Regions from separate parts of the Mus musculus genome. Here region 1 is linked to region 2. The links are chromatin loops, found by intact Hi-C in ENCODE. Cell type or tissue: heart. All regions are shown on one strand. Each heading gives the region's core, and the rest is flanking DNA. Links, peaks and the distances in the headings are about the cores only.

The links. Hi-C counts contacts between places; a loop is a spot of excess contacts. Peaks named below come from ENCODE experiments on the same cell type or tissue, not always from the same donor. Only the 100,000 strongest peaks of a DNase experiment are listed, where the experiment ranks them.
Region 1: a loop joins it to region 2, with 2.1 times the contacts of the local background. A loop is called at or near these places in 7 of 42 quality-filtered maps.

The regions. Positions count from the first base shown.
Region 1 is chr3:117,063,822-117,072,159 of GRCm38, forward strand. It overlaps 1700061I17Rik (RIKEN cDNA 1700061I17 gene), which reads right to left. Exons shown (of 9, transcript NR_038029.1): 3 at 5,151-5,238; 4 at 3,898-4,004; 5 at 2,998-3,329. Among named protein-coding and RNA genes, the nearest start is that of 1700061I17Rik, 9.8 kb to the right of the region's middle. In heart, for the core only: no CTCF peak of the experiment used is centred there; a DNase peak (open chromatin) is centred at 4,040; H3K27ac peaks cover 506 bases.
Region 2 is chr3:116,917,847-116,926,184 of GRCm38, forward strand. It overlaps Palmd (palmdelphin), which reads right to left. Exons shown (of 8, transcript NM_023245.3): 7 at 5,389-6,489; 8 at 416-787. The coding sequence ends at 744. Among named protein-coding and RNA genes, the nearest start is that of Gm32148, 31 kb to the right of the region's middle. In heart, for the core only: a CTCF peak has its summit at 3,497 (motif pointing right); no DNase peak of the experiment used is centred there.

The DNA of each region.
Region 1 (8,338 bases), core at 180-8,179, 150 kb after region 2:
TTGATCTTTCCCTGTACCACGTTGATAATTTTATTATTGTGTTTTAGGTTCATTAATTCACTTCTCAACTGTTTAATTTGGTTAGAGATTTTTCAATCATTTCTAAATACCAGTATATCACTATAATTTTTATGCCTTAAATTCCATATGGTTTATCCTATTGTACATTTTTCTTTGTTAAAATGAATAGTTTTGGCCTGGGGTGTGGTATATACCTGTAATCCCAGCACCTCAGAAGTGGAGGATGGAATATCAGAAGTTTAAGGTCATTGCTGGCTACATAGCAGGTTCAAGGTCAGCCTAGGTTATATGAATGAGATGCAACTTCGACAAAACACAAACAAAAGAACAAATAAACAAAAACCCAAAGCTGAATTTTGTGGGAACTCTATGTATTTATTTTTAATTTTTGTTTTGTTTTGTTTTGAGACAGTCTCTTTCTATGTATTCTTGTCTATCTCAGGAGCTCACTATGTAGACTAGGCTAGCCTTGAACCCACAGAGATCTACCTGCTTCTGCCTTCCAAGAGTTGGGATTAGCAGTGTGCATTAGGCCACCTGGCTTTGAGGGAACCTCCCTGTGCACAGAGATTCAAGAACATCATGATCCAGGCCCCACAAATCTCTAACTCTTTTCTCAGTTTCCTCACCTGAATACATTTTTTTTAAAGATTTATTTATTTATTATATATAAGTACACTGTAGTTGTCTCCAGACGCACCAGAAGAGGGCATCAGATCTCATTACGGGTGGTTGTGGGCCACCATGTGGTTGCTGGGATTTGAACTTCGGACCTTTGGAAGAGCAGTCGGGTGCTCTTACCCACTGAGCCATCTCACCAGCCCCCCATTTTTTTTTTTATCATGCTAAACAATGTGTCGTCGTAGTTAGTATTTTACTGTTGTGAACAGACACCATGACTAAGGCAATGTTTATAAAAACAACATTTAGTTGGGGCTAGCTTACATATTCAGAGATTTAGTTCAGTATCATCAAGATAGGAACATGGCAGCAACCAGGCAGGCATGGTGCAGGAAGGGCTGAGAGTTCTACATCTTCATCTGAAGGCTGCTAGCTGAAGACTGATTTCCAGGCAGCTAGGAAGAGGGTCTTAGAGCCCACGCCCACAGTGACACACTTACTCCAACAAGGCCACACCTCCAAATAGTGCCACTCTCTGGGCGAAACATATTCAAACCACTCCACAATGTACAATGTATAGGAAAAAGCTAAAATTAATGTGGGGCATAGAGTACACTCATCATAAGCCTTCCTAATTGTGTGCTTTCTTTTAGCAAGAGATAGAGGAAACCGGCATTCCTAGACCATTTCATTATTACAGACATCAATTATCATGGCACTAAAAGGTGTGTTTTATCCCTGCAATGGTTTTCTCTCATTCTCAGGTCTCACTGGGGTTCTACCCCACCTATGTATTTCTGGCTTGTTGATTTTAAACAGAGCAAGTTTGTTCCTCTGGCCGGCAAGGCTTCCAAAACTGCTTAGTATCTAAATCTCTTTTCAACAAGAAACAGAACTCTCCAGGAAAGTGGCCGGAATGCAAGGGTTTTTATCTTCCTCGTGATTAGTTAGTACTTGGTGACAACACTGGGAGTGAAGCATACATTTCATCTTCCTAAGCTGTAGTCACAGCCTTCCTTTCCTCCCTCAAAGGCTTGTTTTAAGGAACCCATTGAGTCAAGGTAAAAATCTCCTCTGGGGCCGGAGAGATGGCTCAGTGGCTAGGGTTAAGATCACCTGTAGCTTACTGCTTCAGAGGACCCAAGTTAGCATCCCAACACCCATATCTGAAGGCTCTCAGCTGTCCTGAGCTCCAGCTCCAAAAGAGTCAACACTCTCTTGTGGCCTCTGAAGTTCCCTGAACATACATGTGCATGTACCCTCCCACACACATATACATAGAATGGAAAATGAACATGCAGTCTTTTAAACTTCCATTGTGGCCTGAACCATTCTTTGACCACATACTACTACGATGTTAGCAGAGGGTCAAGAGTTATAAACTTTCAGAGCTGCTTCCTGATCTCACTGACATCTGTCAGGATAGAAAGCTGAAGGCAGAGTCTAACAAAGGATTTAGGATCTTGCAGTATTTGTGAAGGAAGAAACTTGATTTTTATTTACTTAATATATGCATGTTAATAACAGTTTAATAGCAAGCTATCTTGCCTTAAACAAAGTGATGTGGTTAAAAGAATGAGTGTTGGTGATTGATATAGTGAAAAATGACTGCATGTTAATCAAGGGTAAGAAGAGCTTTAGAGGCTCCAGGTTCTGTTTTTGGTCATCTGCTCCTTCATGTGGCCTTGGAAGAAGTTTTTGATCTTAGCTTCTTCATTTGTGAAACAAAGACGTTGAGGATTGATGCAGAATATGTATGTATTCAGTTATGCATATATGACACACACGTCAACACAGTGAAATGCTTCCTTTAAAGGAAACCTTTAGAAGTTCAAAATTTGAAATTGTCCCTCAGTGTCTATGGAGTCTGGTTCTAGGACCCATGGATACCAGTGTAGGCACATGGTCAAGTCCCTTATGTGACATGCAATTTAAATTTATAGACAGCCTTCTATGCATGTTAAGCCATCCCTAGATCACTCATGCTGCCTGGCACAAAGCAATTATGACATAAATTGTTTTTTTTTTCTTGCATGTATTGTTTAGGACATGATAATGAAAATAAGTCTGTGTTGTTTCAGTATTTTTTTCTGAATATTTTTGGCCTGTGGTTGGTTGAATGCATGGCTGTAGAGCTTGGGATCTAATGAGTTGAGTACAAATAAAAGCAATTCTATTTTAGGCATGTACACATGTATGTGCATGTGTATATGCATATGCAGGTATGTCTCTGTATGTGTGTGTGTGCATGTTTGTGTATGTGTGCATGTTTGTGCATCTCTCTCTCTCTCTCTCTCTCTCTCTCTCTCTCTCTCTCTCTCTGTGTAAGTCATATTACCGATAGTTTTACCCTACCTTTGCCTTTGGGATGATTCCTGAAGCAGGTCTGTACAATCTGCATGACTCCATGTGGTAAACTAAGGCAGCAGCTGTTGTGACTTTTCAGAGAAACCCCCAGTACTAAAATATTCCTCTTGAGACAGCAGACCAATGGCCAAGCATTTCTGCTCTTCCAAAGCATTCCATGGAAGAAAATGTCTCCAGTCATGTGGCTCCCATTCTTCTGCTGCCATGGCTTCTTTTGTTCCCCCTCGACCCTTTTCTTCTGGAACCTACTTTTATTTCCAGACACAGCTCAAGTTAGGAACAGACACTGAAGATCACAAAAAATAAAAGAAATGCAGATTCTGGGTAAAAATTAATAAAGGGAAGAAAGAACATATGACAGGGAGAACAGTTAATGTGTGGTTCTTTCTCAGTTACTCTTTCTAGAGAGAATTTAAAACAGGTGTTTCTGCTATTTCAGAACTAATAGACCATGTAAGGTTGTGTTCAGTGAGATAGACATGAACAAACATCTAGTTACCCTAGATAGGGAACCCAAGACAGGCCAAGGTAATATTCCTATTACTGTCTAACTTGTTAAGTAGTAAAATTAATTACAGGACTATGGGCTATCTAGTGAAGCAGATACTCTCAAAGGCTGCTGTATCACCCACATCCTCACTCCAGCATGGCTGAAGACTCAGAAACTGCAACCACGGAGCTCTCTCCATAACTTGCAGGCAGCAGACTGGTTGGAAAATCTCGCCAGGAAGCTCATCTGGTGAGTCTCTTTTCCTGGCAATTGTTTTCTGCTTCTATAGCCACAGGGGAGGAACCTTGTAATCTTTCTGGTTTCTGTTCTTGTGAGGTTGGGGACAGTTCAATTGGGTGGGACCTACTATACAACACAGTCTGAGGGTGGTTACATACTTTTCAGGGGCACATCTGATGTCAGCCGTGGCAGAGGTAACCAAACACGTGACACTACTGCATTTGATTGCTGGACCTTGAACAATCTAATGCTGTGAGGAGTGAGCCTGGAAGAGACAGGCAGGGACAAGGGCTGTGAGAAAGGTAACATTCTCACATAGCAGCTGGAATCCAAAGAGAGCTAACGCTTGCACCACACCCTCACCTCCTGCACCACGCCCTCCCCTGGACTGGGATGTGACCTCATTGCTCTTTGTTATTTCTGTGTGTCAAGACCCATCTAGACTGAGGAGATGTAGAAGCGGGAGAGAGGAACAGAGGGACAGAGGGGTAGGGCCAAGCAGCCCTATAAAAAGGCCAACCTAGAGGCCACTTGGTAGTCTAAAAGGCCTGAGACCCTACTCTGCCCCAGAGGATGCTTTCCGCTCTGAATAATTGCTTACTTTCGCTCTCTCACAGTCTTCTTTTCTTTGTTCCTGGGTGCCCAATTCTTTGTTCATTGTTTGAAAGGTCCTGAACTCCTAGACTGTCAACTCCTGGCTCTAGACTCCAATCCTTAGACAGTCAACCCTCTGTTCAGGACGCCCTGTTGAAATGCCACTGTTTACTTTGTTAACTGCTAAACGACATCTGGGGATTACCGAAAAAGTGGGGCTGGTTAGATATCTCAGTGGGTAAGAGTAATTTCTGTTTCAGTATGGAGATCTGGGTTTGAATTCCCAGGACCTATGTAAAGAACCAGGTCTGTTCATGCACCCATAACTCTAGGGGTGGGGGGCAGGAACAGGAAGCTGGGTGGGGTTTGCTGGCTGCTTGCTTGGCCTAAGGCGTGGGGAAAAGATCCCGACTCAAAGAAGCAAGGGAGAGAGTGAAATCCTAGTAGACCCGATATTTACTCTGGCTTTCTTGTGCATGTGGGCATGTGGACATGCACACACATGGGAAACACACAAACACACACCACTCACACATAAACACATACCACATTTACATACACATACACACAAACACATTAAAAAGAAAAAACATGCTATGTGTAAGGTCTTCCTTTGTGTTCCTTGAACACTTAGAGGAGTCATGGAAGAAAAAGAAAGAAAAGAAGAGGCATCAATCTTTTGAAGTAAGGAGAAGTAAGAAGTAAGGAGAAGATGTAATATTAATTTTTTTAAACTATAGATGATTGATTTTGGTCTAAATCTAAGTGTTTGTGCCAAAACTGTGGGCGTGAGAAAAGTGGTAAAATGAGCCTGGACCTGTTTGTAGCTTCCTTGGATGTAGAGGGATTTTCAAGGATGAAGACATAGGATGACTTGTTTCTTCCAGGCCCTTTTCCTAGAGTATCTGAAAGAGGTAAACAAAGCATTGTTGGATAGTTAATAATCTTGATGGAGTCCAGACGTGGAAAAGAAAAGCTATAATAGTTATGTCTGGATCCTGGAAGAGAGCTAAATGGAAGTAAGGAAAAGATGGTGGGTTCAATTACATTCAGTGTCCCCAACTGGTCCCTTAATGGTGATGCTGCTTTGGGAAGTGTCATAGACTGCTTTCTAATGATGTGATAAAATGCTAGGAGCAAAAGCAATTAGGGGAGGAAAAGGGTTTATTTCATTTTATAGCCCATAGTCTATGATGAAGGGAGGTCAAGGCAAGCAAGAACTGAAGTCCAGGTCATGGAGGAACACTGCTTACTGCCTTCTTCCCTATGGCTTGCTCGGTCTATGTTCTTACACAATTCAGGACACGGGGCTGGGCCTTCCCAATCATTAATTAAGAAAATGTCTATAGCCCAATCTGATGGAGGTATTTTCTTTAAGTTCTTTCTTCCTGGATGATCCTGGCTGTGCCAAAGTTGACCATAATAAATAGATAGATAGATAGATAGATAGATAGATAGATAGATAGATAGATAGATAAGTCTAACCAGCATTGGAGATTATGGAATCTTTTGGAAAGTGGGCTTTGCTGGTAAATGTAGACTGTAGGGCCTTAAAAGTTGTAATTTAGCTTCTTGTTTGGTTACAATATAAAGAAGCCATAAGGTTCTACTATTAGGGACAGAGCACCAATGCCATATCACACACACCACGATGCTCCGTGTTCACTAGAATCATGAGCCAAAACAAATCCTTCATCTCACAGATTCCTTCTATTAGGATTATGTTGAGGTGGTGAGAAAAACTACTAATAATACATACATCATATTTCATGTGCTTTATATTAAGGAAATAGGTTGTATATATGATATTTATACTGCAGGAGTTTTGTAGTTAGGAGAAATATTACCCCCCCTCCCAATCCCAAGGCATTAAGTTTGAAGCCTGGGAGAAGGCATAGTATTGTTTTCTAACTGTCATAATAATGTGATTGGCTGAAGGCTATTGCTGTGAAACTTCTTCTTGCTGCCAGACAATAACCGCATCTTGGCCTCATTATTCATTAAGAAATCAGAAGCATCTTGATATCATCATTTTAAAGTATTCTGAGGGAAAAATGAGGGTATAAAGTGGTTTCACATTAAGCACAAATATTTTTGTAAGGATGATTGGTATCTATCTATCTATCTATCTATCTATCTATCTATCTATCTATCTATCTATGAGTGGCATTAATTTATATGCATTTGCCCAGATCAATTCTCTCCTTCCCACATTGCTTCCTATGGCATCGCTGGGAATGGAATTTTAGACCTGCTGGGGCAAGGACAAATGATACCCATGGGTTGGGTGGGGCTCAGAAGAAAAGGCAGTTTAAGGTAAATTCTTTTGTATTTATAAATAAAAATTAATACAAGGTAGGAATAGGATAAAGAAGTAGTTAATAGGGGAAGGGGTAAAATAATGTTTAGAGGCAGATATTTTTACTGTAGGCCTTTGGGAAGAAGGAATTAAATAGCTCACAGAACAACTGATAAAGGATGAATAATCTTTAAGGAATGTCAGGAAGACAACAAACACTATGTACTGTAGGGAGAGTGAGATTAAGAGTCCAGTCTATCCGGTGAGTCAGGTTTATCAGTCACTGTTATTCCAGGTGAAAACACAGTGGCTTTTCCTATATGTATACGGAGCATTTAGTACTACAGAGGACCACACGTTGACAGCATCTTAGAGTATCAGTATTTAAGTTTTTAGAGCACAAAGCCCTTCACGTGCAATCACAGCTCTCCATGTCTCTGGATCCCTTACCTTCCTAGAACAGCCCACACTGTAGCTCTAGCTTCTCACTCCCAGAGAGAATTCAGCCAGGGCTGTTCAACTGTAGACTCAGTATATGGTGCTGCCGTGGTTCTGTACTGTGATGACCTTGTAGATACTTACACATGCTTTTGCATGGGATTTTCCCAATCACCTCTCCATAGCATTGATGACTTTTTAAATGGTATCTACCAGGATCTACATCAAATCACACATTTAAAAAGGCCAAGATTAGCTCTGCTTCCTTGCAAGATTTGTTGCCATGCAATATCTGCTCTCCACCCATGCTCTCTCTTTGTGGTTTTATGACTTTTCTTGGAAGGCTGCAAGGATGTCTATAAAACAGGATCCATGGTAGTTGAGACATGTATTGGTTACTCAGTAAGTATAATGAAGAAATGATCCCCATGTGTGTTAAGTGCTGGACCACATCCATATAGTTGGCCAACTTTGATTAAAGGGTGGAAAATATTTTCTTTGGGGAAACTGAGAAAAAATAAAAACTGATGCAAACAAAGTTAGACATAGAAGTTGGGATGTTTAATTTTGATTGTCATTGTCACTAGATTAAGAAACTTTAAGTGTCATTGTCACTAGGTTAAGAAGCTTCAAGGGACGCCAGGTAGTAATGACACATGCCTTTAATCCCAGCACTCAGGAGGCAGAGGCAGGTAAATCTTTGAGTTTGAGGTCTACAGAATGAGTTCCAGGACAGCTAGAACTACACAGAGAAACCCTGTCTCAAAACTTGCTCCCACTGGCCCCAAAAGAAAAAAAAAACTTTTAGGGGATTAGTGAAGCACACCTCTGAGTATGTTTATAGGCATTTCCTGAAGGATGATTGGATAGTGAGGGCCCTGATGAACTAATGTCTTGATGGCATGATTGAGAAGTGGTGGAATGTAGGTCCTGGGGCTCAGAGAAAGTGGGTCACCAGGGGCTGTGTCTTTGGGTCATATCTCGCTTTGGCTTCTTCTGTCGTATCTTTCTCTGCTTCAGGCCGGCCATAATATGAACTTTTTTTGTTATGCCAAGTCTTTCTTCCTACTTTGGACTGACATCACTGAAACTGTGATCCAAAACAAATTCTTTCTCTAGTATTTGGTTACTGGAAATAAGAAAAGTCAATAACATAGTATTTGGCACCGTTAAAGTTTTAGAGCATGCATGAACCCTCACTCAGCCCTTCCTGTTGTTGCACTTTGTCCTTTCATGAATCCATGAACATGCAAAGACCAGTGACAACA
Region 2 (8,338 bases), core at 89-8,088:
TCTAACTTATTCACCTGGACCAGATCTGAGCCCTTTTGAGAATATGGAGGTCTCTTTACTAGTGCCCTTAAGCTACAATCATTAATTGCACCTCGAACTGAGTTGAAGAGAGGATGGAACCTGAAGAAGAATGAACGAGCCTGTTGTCTTCTGGAATGTCTTGTGCTTTAGCAAGATAACCAACCTGAGTACACCCAGAGCAGAAGCACAGTTGTTCTGTGTGCCTTGTGGATGTGTGCAATCTCATTAGAGTCTCAACTGAGCCAACTAAATTGATCTTTGGCAGGAGCATGCAGTCATCTTAAGGAGTTACTGATTTTGAGAGGGTGCATTCCTGTCAGTGGCTGATATTTCTTGGCATGAGGTGTGCCTATGTATGATTTTTGCATCAACAACATTACCATGCCAGTTAAGATAGTCAAGGTATTTTAAATAACTTTATTCTTAAATTCAACAAGCTCTTATTAGAAATGCTTTGGTATCAATACAATAAAAATATACTGGTTCCCCCGGCCCCACTGAGTCATATCAAGTAACTGGAAAAGTTAGCATTTGTTGTCCCAGTTTTTTTTGAGGGGGGATTCCCCCCTAAATAATGACTAATATTTATTTATGTGACTTACTATGGGTATAATTATATAGTTTTGGACTTTAGGGACAAGAAATAAAAGAATTCAGAAGAGAAGTTTTCAGGCATTTCGTGGCTTCTCCTTCAGAGGTTATTCAGGTGGGCACCACGGCTCTCAGATCACCTTTTTCCCCAGCTTGGCCATTCTTATTCTTAAAGCTGTAGATTAAAGTAAAAAAAAAAAAAAAAGCAAATTATAAAAGAATCACGATTTTTACTCTAAATGACCATTTCATAGAAGGCAGGAAAGTTGAGAACATACCTCAGATGGTTTTATCCAACCGCGTGAGCATTGTTTTAGTAGCGTAAAGAGACAGCAGAAATAATGAGCTATGGTTAACTTAGGACAGGTGTAGGTTCAGAACTAGGAGGAGCCTATGTCTACAGAGGCCAGAAAAACGAGCAGAACAAACCCAGCACAGGCTGATGGCGTGTATTTTCACTCTCAGCCTGGATATATTCCTTTACGTCAATATCTGTCTTTTGTGCATATCCTTAGCTTTGTACCACTGAACCAAAACAAAGATACTCATACTTAAACTATGATTAGTGATTAAAAATTTTAAAATAATATCATTAAGCTTGGTTGTCCAAAGGCCCTCTGACCTTTGGATGGGCAATGACAAGAATAAATCTATGTATGAAATGAGATGAACTAATAATTAAGCGTTAGTGTGTAATTATGCTTTTGAATGGCAGCTGTATCTTTGAGTGTGCTCTACTGCTGATGAAGCCTTTTAAAACTGTAGGTGTGGGATTGATAGCACTCATTTGGTGTTCTGGTATTACACCTCAATACCGAGGGCCTTTGGGTATAGCTGCCTCTGTCATGTTCTAAAAGTTTTAAGGTGCTTTCAAGGCATTGAGCAAATGATTATATTCATTATGCAATATTACATTTGTGTGTAAAATGGCCCAAGAAGCAGCCATTTAGCTAATTGTACAATTTTGTTTTAATGAAACAGTAAGAGAAGGCATGTTTTTTTTTTCTCCCCATCTCTATGCTGCACATAGTTACCCATCAACCAAAGCAATGATCCTATCTTCAGAAGGCCTTTTACAAAAATATGAGAAGGGATGGGGACCTGCCACTGTCATGAGGTCATTTTCAATGCCATGTTCTCTCTGTGACAGAGGTTAAAAGCATCGCTTTCACTTGAAAGTGACGAGGCAAGTCACTACTAACAGCAAAGCCAGCGTTCAGGCTGTCTTGAGAGAATTTCCTTTGCCCAGTCAGCAGGATGGGTGGGCTCTGTTGCTGGAAGCTGCTGGGTGGTGGCCTCTGGGCAAGAACCTGCAACCCCACAGCAGAATAGGCAGGAGGCAAGGCTTCATGAGGGGGGCTGATCGTGGGTTTTGTGTCCTCTTGCATTACCAATGCTGAGAGAGAGCAGGGATAACGGATTGCTTAAAGGTCTGTTTAAGACAGGGTCAGAATCTTGTTCCCTACAGTTAGTTATGCCCCATCTTGAGAGTCTGCAAATAGAGCCCTCCCTGTGTCGCAGGGCATGCAGTGAGGTCAGCTAGCACTCGGATCCCTTTCTCCAAGCCTGTGGCAGTAGCCATAATTCCAGGTGGAGGTGTGGAGAGGAAGCATGCTCAGTCAATGCAAGGATGCTTCCTCTAATAGTGTGCCTTCAGTTCTCCTCTTGACCTCTCTTCTCTGCTCTTCTCTGATCCCAGTCTTGATTTCCTCCAACCACTCAGACACACAGTTTTAGCTGCTTAAATTGGTGGGAGAGAGATTTGTGTTTTATGCTCAGCCTCCTGTGACCCCTACTGGCTGTTTCCCAATCAATGGGGGAGCGAGTGCTCCAGAGCTAAAGTTTTTCTGCCTCTTCATCCCGAAGAACCATTGATATCTCTACAATCACAGAACTGAGCCGGGAGAAGAATAGGTGTGTGAGGTCTACCAAAGAAAGCAAGCTGTGTAGTTGCTATTGTCAGGGTTACTGTGATCTCATGGAGCGCTTACTGAAGCCATATAATAGTGGGTGAGTCTGGATCATATCATGCTTATACAAGCAGATAGACATAAGATTTCTGTCATGTTTCACAGTGTTCAAAATTTTACTAAACTATACTGTTGCTAGACTATCCATGCTGGACTAGTTTCTACTAACATAGCTTTTCAAGTGAGAAACTCTGTCTCTGACTTTCTCTCTGTCTCTGTCTCTCTCTGTGTGATGCATGCACTGCGTATGCTGCACACAGAAGGCCAAAGCAGGACATCAAGTGGCCTTATCTATTAATCCGTGCCTTGTTACCTTGGAGCAGAGGCTTTCCTGAAGCAGAAGCTCACTGTTTTGGCTGGATGGGTGGCCAGTGAACTGCTGGATCTGCCTGTCCCTGCTCCTGCAATGGTGGTGTTACAGGCTTGCACATCCATGGCTTTTGATATGGGTGGTTGGAATTCAAATTCACATCCCTATTTTGTAGAATAAGTGCACTTACCCACTGTGTTATATTCCCCACTCCTACGAATGTCTCTTGAGATAAGATTTTGATAAGTATATTTACAACAAATGGAAAGAGACAATTCTTAATTATTGTGCCTACCATAACTATTAGTATTTAATAGGAATTCTGTATTATAATAAAGGAATTGACTTAAATTGTGGGTCTTTAAGTATTGTAGCATTTCTCTCTGGTATATGTATATGTATATGTATATGTATATGTATATGTATATGTATATGTATATGTATGCATGCGTGTGTATGTGTGATGTTGAAAAGTACAATGTACTTGTGAAATTAAAGTCCATAGGTAGCTACATTCTCAGTGTACATAGTTGGTCCCTGAAATCATTGATATAATCTGATTGACTTATTTTTTTTTTTAAAGATTTATTTATTTATTATATGTAAGTACACTGTAGCTGTCTTCAGACACTCCAGAAGAGGGCATCAGATCTCATTACGGGTGGTTGTGAGCCACCATGTGGTTGCTGGGATTTGAACTTCGGACCTTCGGAAGAGCAGTCGGGTGCTCTTACCCACTGAGCCATCTCACCAGCCCTGATTGACTTATTTTTAAAGCTCATTCAAACTAATACCTCCACTCTGTGATCTATGTGACGAATTGGAAGGCAGAGACGTAAAACAATTTCACAATGAAGGGTAAGGAATTTGGAGCATTCTCTTCACAAGATACTTAGTTTGATAGCACAAGACTTTGCATTGTTACTTTGGAATAGGTTTTCCTGTTTTCATAATTTTATTTCAGTAGCATGATTAGTGTTGTCTGGAAATGTTAGTCACTTCCTGTCATTTTACTTGGGGTAAATGTGTTAATATGGTTAGGGAAGAAGGAGTAGGGGGTTTTTGGAAGAGCTGGCTAAAATCCAACATCAAAACAGGGAGGTTTTTTTTTTTTTGTTTGTTTGTTTTTAGTGTGTCATGCCAATACTTCAGACCATAAATAGAGCGATCCTTCCCCTATGTTACATGCATTGTTTTAAGAATGAATTTCAAAAGAAGCATTTGACCAGCCATCAAAGCCAGTTCTCCAAAAGGAAAGGGCCTTAGTCTCTGCAGCTTTCCATTGTGGGGGAACGTTATTCCAGATTCTGAGGAAGACACATGAGGGAGGGTAGAAATCCTTCAGGTGATTAAATTTGTGATGGATTCACCTAACAAGGACTTTAAATAATTTAAGGATGTCTCTATTATGGTGTTATTAGCAAAACAAGATTGGGCTTATGGCTCGATGAGGGAGAAAGATCTTGAATTGCAGAGGTCCTAACCCACTTCTATAAAACTACCAGGTTCAACTTGCTCAGATGGCTGGTACTTAATAGCTATTGCTTTTTAATGATCATTCTTCAATTAGCAACATTTACAATTACTTTGCATTTCTAATGTTTAGAACCTGTGCGTTTGTGTAATTTGACTTAGACTTTTAGCTAAGGTAAACCCAGTCATTCTAATTGTGTTTGTCAGATTCTTATTCATTTTTCTATCAGTGATAATAGGTCTCGATATCTGAGTGATAACAAGGAATTTGAAATCGAGGAGCTGTCAGTGTGTAGAAAAAAAGGTGTTGCAGTTACTTTTCATTATTCAATGATAAAATAGCTCAAGAGATACAAAGCCATAAAAAGTCATAGAGAATGTGAAATGCGGCTGTATAGAAAATAGAAAAAAAAATACATCAAGTTGGAGAAGACTATGAAAAATTGAGTCATAGATGATGCAAGATAAAAATTTTAAAGTGTAGAAAATGAAAGAACCAACATTAGTAAACCTATAAAAGTATAGAGAAAGGAGATATAGCAGAGTAATAAAATGCAAAGAAAATGGTATGTGTCTCCTATTTCCTTTTAAAATTAAGGCTACTTGTTAACTTACGTGTAAAATTTAAGTCACAGAGAGGCACAGGAAAGTAGTTGTCATTGGATTCTGCTGTGAAAAGTATGTTTCTGATGATCAGCACATTAATTAGCAACCCCAATGTGAATACATATGGCATTGCTCCCTCCCAGAAGACACATACATCTCCAGTAGCTAGAGGCAGCCAATGCAATATTAAAACAAAGCAAGACGGAGTTTCCACTTTCGTTGTTATTATTATTATTATTTTTTTGATGCGACTTACTTTGCTCTGCTGATAATACTTCGGATCAGCGTTAATAAAAGCTATCCAGTGTGTATTAGTTTATGAGGTGGTCACAAACACCGGAAGTCAGAGCGTTCATTAGCACGGAGAAGACTGTCACATTAGTAAACAGCAGCGGCATGCCTTGTCATTTTTATTACCTGTTAAGGAAGGATCCTCAGTCCCGTCTCCAGCTACTGGGACATCCAGGGGAGAGTGCCGGGCAGGGCTGCCTAAGCGTTCCTCTTGCTCTTTCAGAGAGATGGAATTTTTGTGAGGAGATTTATGGTTTGTGTTTTCATACGGCCTAACTTCCGCTCTCTTTCTAGGAAGTGGGGTTGGTTTGGGTGGCTGGTAAACCTGACTGTAGGGAGCTACGGGATGGTAGGATGGCCTCTCGGTTTGTCCTTCATTATCCTCCGCCTCGTCATCAATCACAACGAGCTCAGCGTGGATGACCCCGTCGTAGCCTGTCAAAAGCTTCTTTTCTTCCTCATTATCATCTGCCTGCTGATACCCCATGAAAATCATTGTTACAGGTTCTGTGTCATCCACATCAGAAGGCAGGGAATGAACGATGTTATATCTGACATCTTCTGTCTCCTCCTGGCAAGTGGGTGAAGAACACTGGGGTCCCGATTTCCCAGGGCTTGCTCTGCTGGGGCTCAGTTCCATCCTTGGAGAAACTTCGTGTTCGTTTTGCCTGTTGCTGGATTCTTCCCAAGGGCTTGCCATCCTCTTTTGTTGGGTGTGGACCATCTCTTCCACTTGCTGAACCATTGATCGGGGCTGAGGTGTTGGCCGAGTGGGACTGGTGTGAGTGGGACCGTTGCTTCTCCTCTCTGAGAGCCCGTCGGTCATATTGTGCGCAGATTCATTTGCATGGTTGCCCAGTCCGTTCGTTTTCATCATTATCCTTTCTTGAAAATTTGGTCCAGGGCTTATGACTCTTTCTCTCTGTGGGGTCACAGGCCTGCAAAACGGATTGGCGTACACTGGCTCATGGTACTCTGTGGGCGATTTAGAGTTCCTCTCTGAGGCTTGTCTTAGGAGATCCTCCACTTCGACAGGTGCGAGGCCGTCGGTGCCATTGTAGGTTGTGTTCTGATTGGAGCTAACAGCATAGACTGATTTCTGCCGGTCCTCATACACTTTTATCCCTGTGCTTTTAAAGTCATCAGATGGCAGCGGTATTGAAGACAGAACTACGCTCTCTCCAGTCTTCAAATCTTTTTCAACTTTAATTTCCATGGCATACAAAGCTGTTAAAAGACAAATTCAACACACGATTTAGCACCCCTTTTCTCTTATAAACGAATTTATTTACTTTTATATCCTTTGACATTCTCTTATATGACATTTAAAAACCTCTAGCCCAGAGGTACGAACCTTTAATCCCAGCACTCAGAGGCAGAGGCAGGTTAGTCTCTGTGAGTTCAAGGCCAGCCTGTCCTACAGAGCAAGTTCTAGGACAGCCAGGGCTACACAGAGAAACCCTGTCTAAAAAAAAAACCAAACCAGCAAAAATAAACCAGCTCTCCCCACAAATCGTCCTGATTTGGGTGGTGGAGGGATGTCTCTACAAGAAGGCATGAGCTACACATTTCTAGCACCCATGTGAGGAGGCCCACAACCTTCTTAAATCCCACTTCCAGGGAATCTAAATCCTTCTGGCTCTCCAGGGCACCTGTATGCGTGTGGTGCGCGTGAACTTATCCAGGCACACACATATACACATAAAATACATCTTTAATTTTTTTTTTCTGGTTTTACCAATTAGTTCTAAGACAACTGACTCTGGGTAACATGGTGCCTTACGAAGTGTAGCATTTTGGAAAAATGACTTGAAGGAGTCAGTAAGAGAAATAAACCCACAGAGTTGGCATTTTCCAAAGTAACCGAAAGATAATCCTCTCCAATGAATAGATGTGACCAGCCAGACTTACACACATTTGCTTACTTTTTAAGGAGAGCCTCTTTACGTAGGAAGAACCCCACAGTGTAGGCTGCAGCAGGTGAACTGACTAGCAGGGTAATTTGTTAAGCTACATCCTTGCTGGAAGCTCAGCTGCCTACTGACACTGTAGGTAGTGTACTGCTCTAAGGGCTTCACACTGTGGAGGAAGCTAAGACGTGGCAACAGTAGTACAGAGGCTGGAATTTAATTTAAAAATTAAACAACAACAACAACTTTATTTTATGTGTGTAACTATTTTGCCTGCATGTATATCTGTGCATCGTGTGTATGCCCGGTCCCTGAGGAAGTTAGAGAAGAGCCTCGGATGCCCGGGAACTTGACCTATAGATATTTGTGAACTGCCACATGGCTGCTGGGAATTGAATCTGGGTCATCTGCAAGAGCAGCAGGTGCTCTTAATTTCTGTCCCCTCTCTCCAGGCACCTCCCCGTTATCTCCCTAATTTAATACCACTTTTAAGTAGATGGAGGGCTTAACATAGAGCAATCTGAACTGTACTGGAGGTGACTGGTGGTGGTGGGGAACGGAAGGAGTGTGGGGCACAGGGTTGGAGTTTGTCTCATGGCCCAGGCAAGAGCCCCATGGCTGGAATTTTAACAGGTGAGGGAACAGCATTCTTTGTAGAATTAGAATGTGTGAGTGCTTGCTTTTAGTATATTTTCCTATAGCTCATCTTGTATTTCTTGTCTTCTCTGTTGCCTGACGGGTTGTAGCTTTCCCTGGGTACCCAATTACATCTGCAAGATCCCTGCCCTTCGTCTCCCCGCCTCACATCTCTGCCTCAGTTTTCTGCACTGTACTCCCTAAATGGTTAATTTGGTGAATACCTACCATGTGCCTAGGTGGGCTTGGTGTATAGTATTTATTCATTAAATATCTGTTGAGGGAATACAGACTGCTCCCTGCAGACAGAGAATAGGTTCTCCTTCAATTCTGAAATCCAAAGTTTTCCTCTGTGGGCAAACCTTCATTTTCCCTGAGGCTTTACAGCATTTGTTTTATGAAAATCATTATCTCGGGAAGGTAAGTAATGTGTAACCTTCCCTAGAAGACATTTTTACTTAAAACATATTTTAGTTACTCAATATCTACTGGATGAGATTTTCTAGCTGAGAAGTTTTAAAGCACTTCTT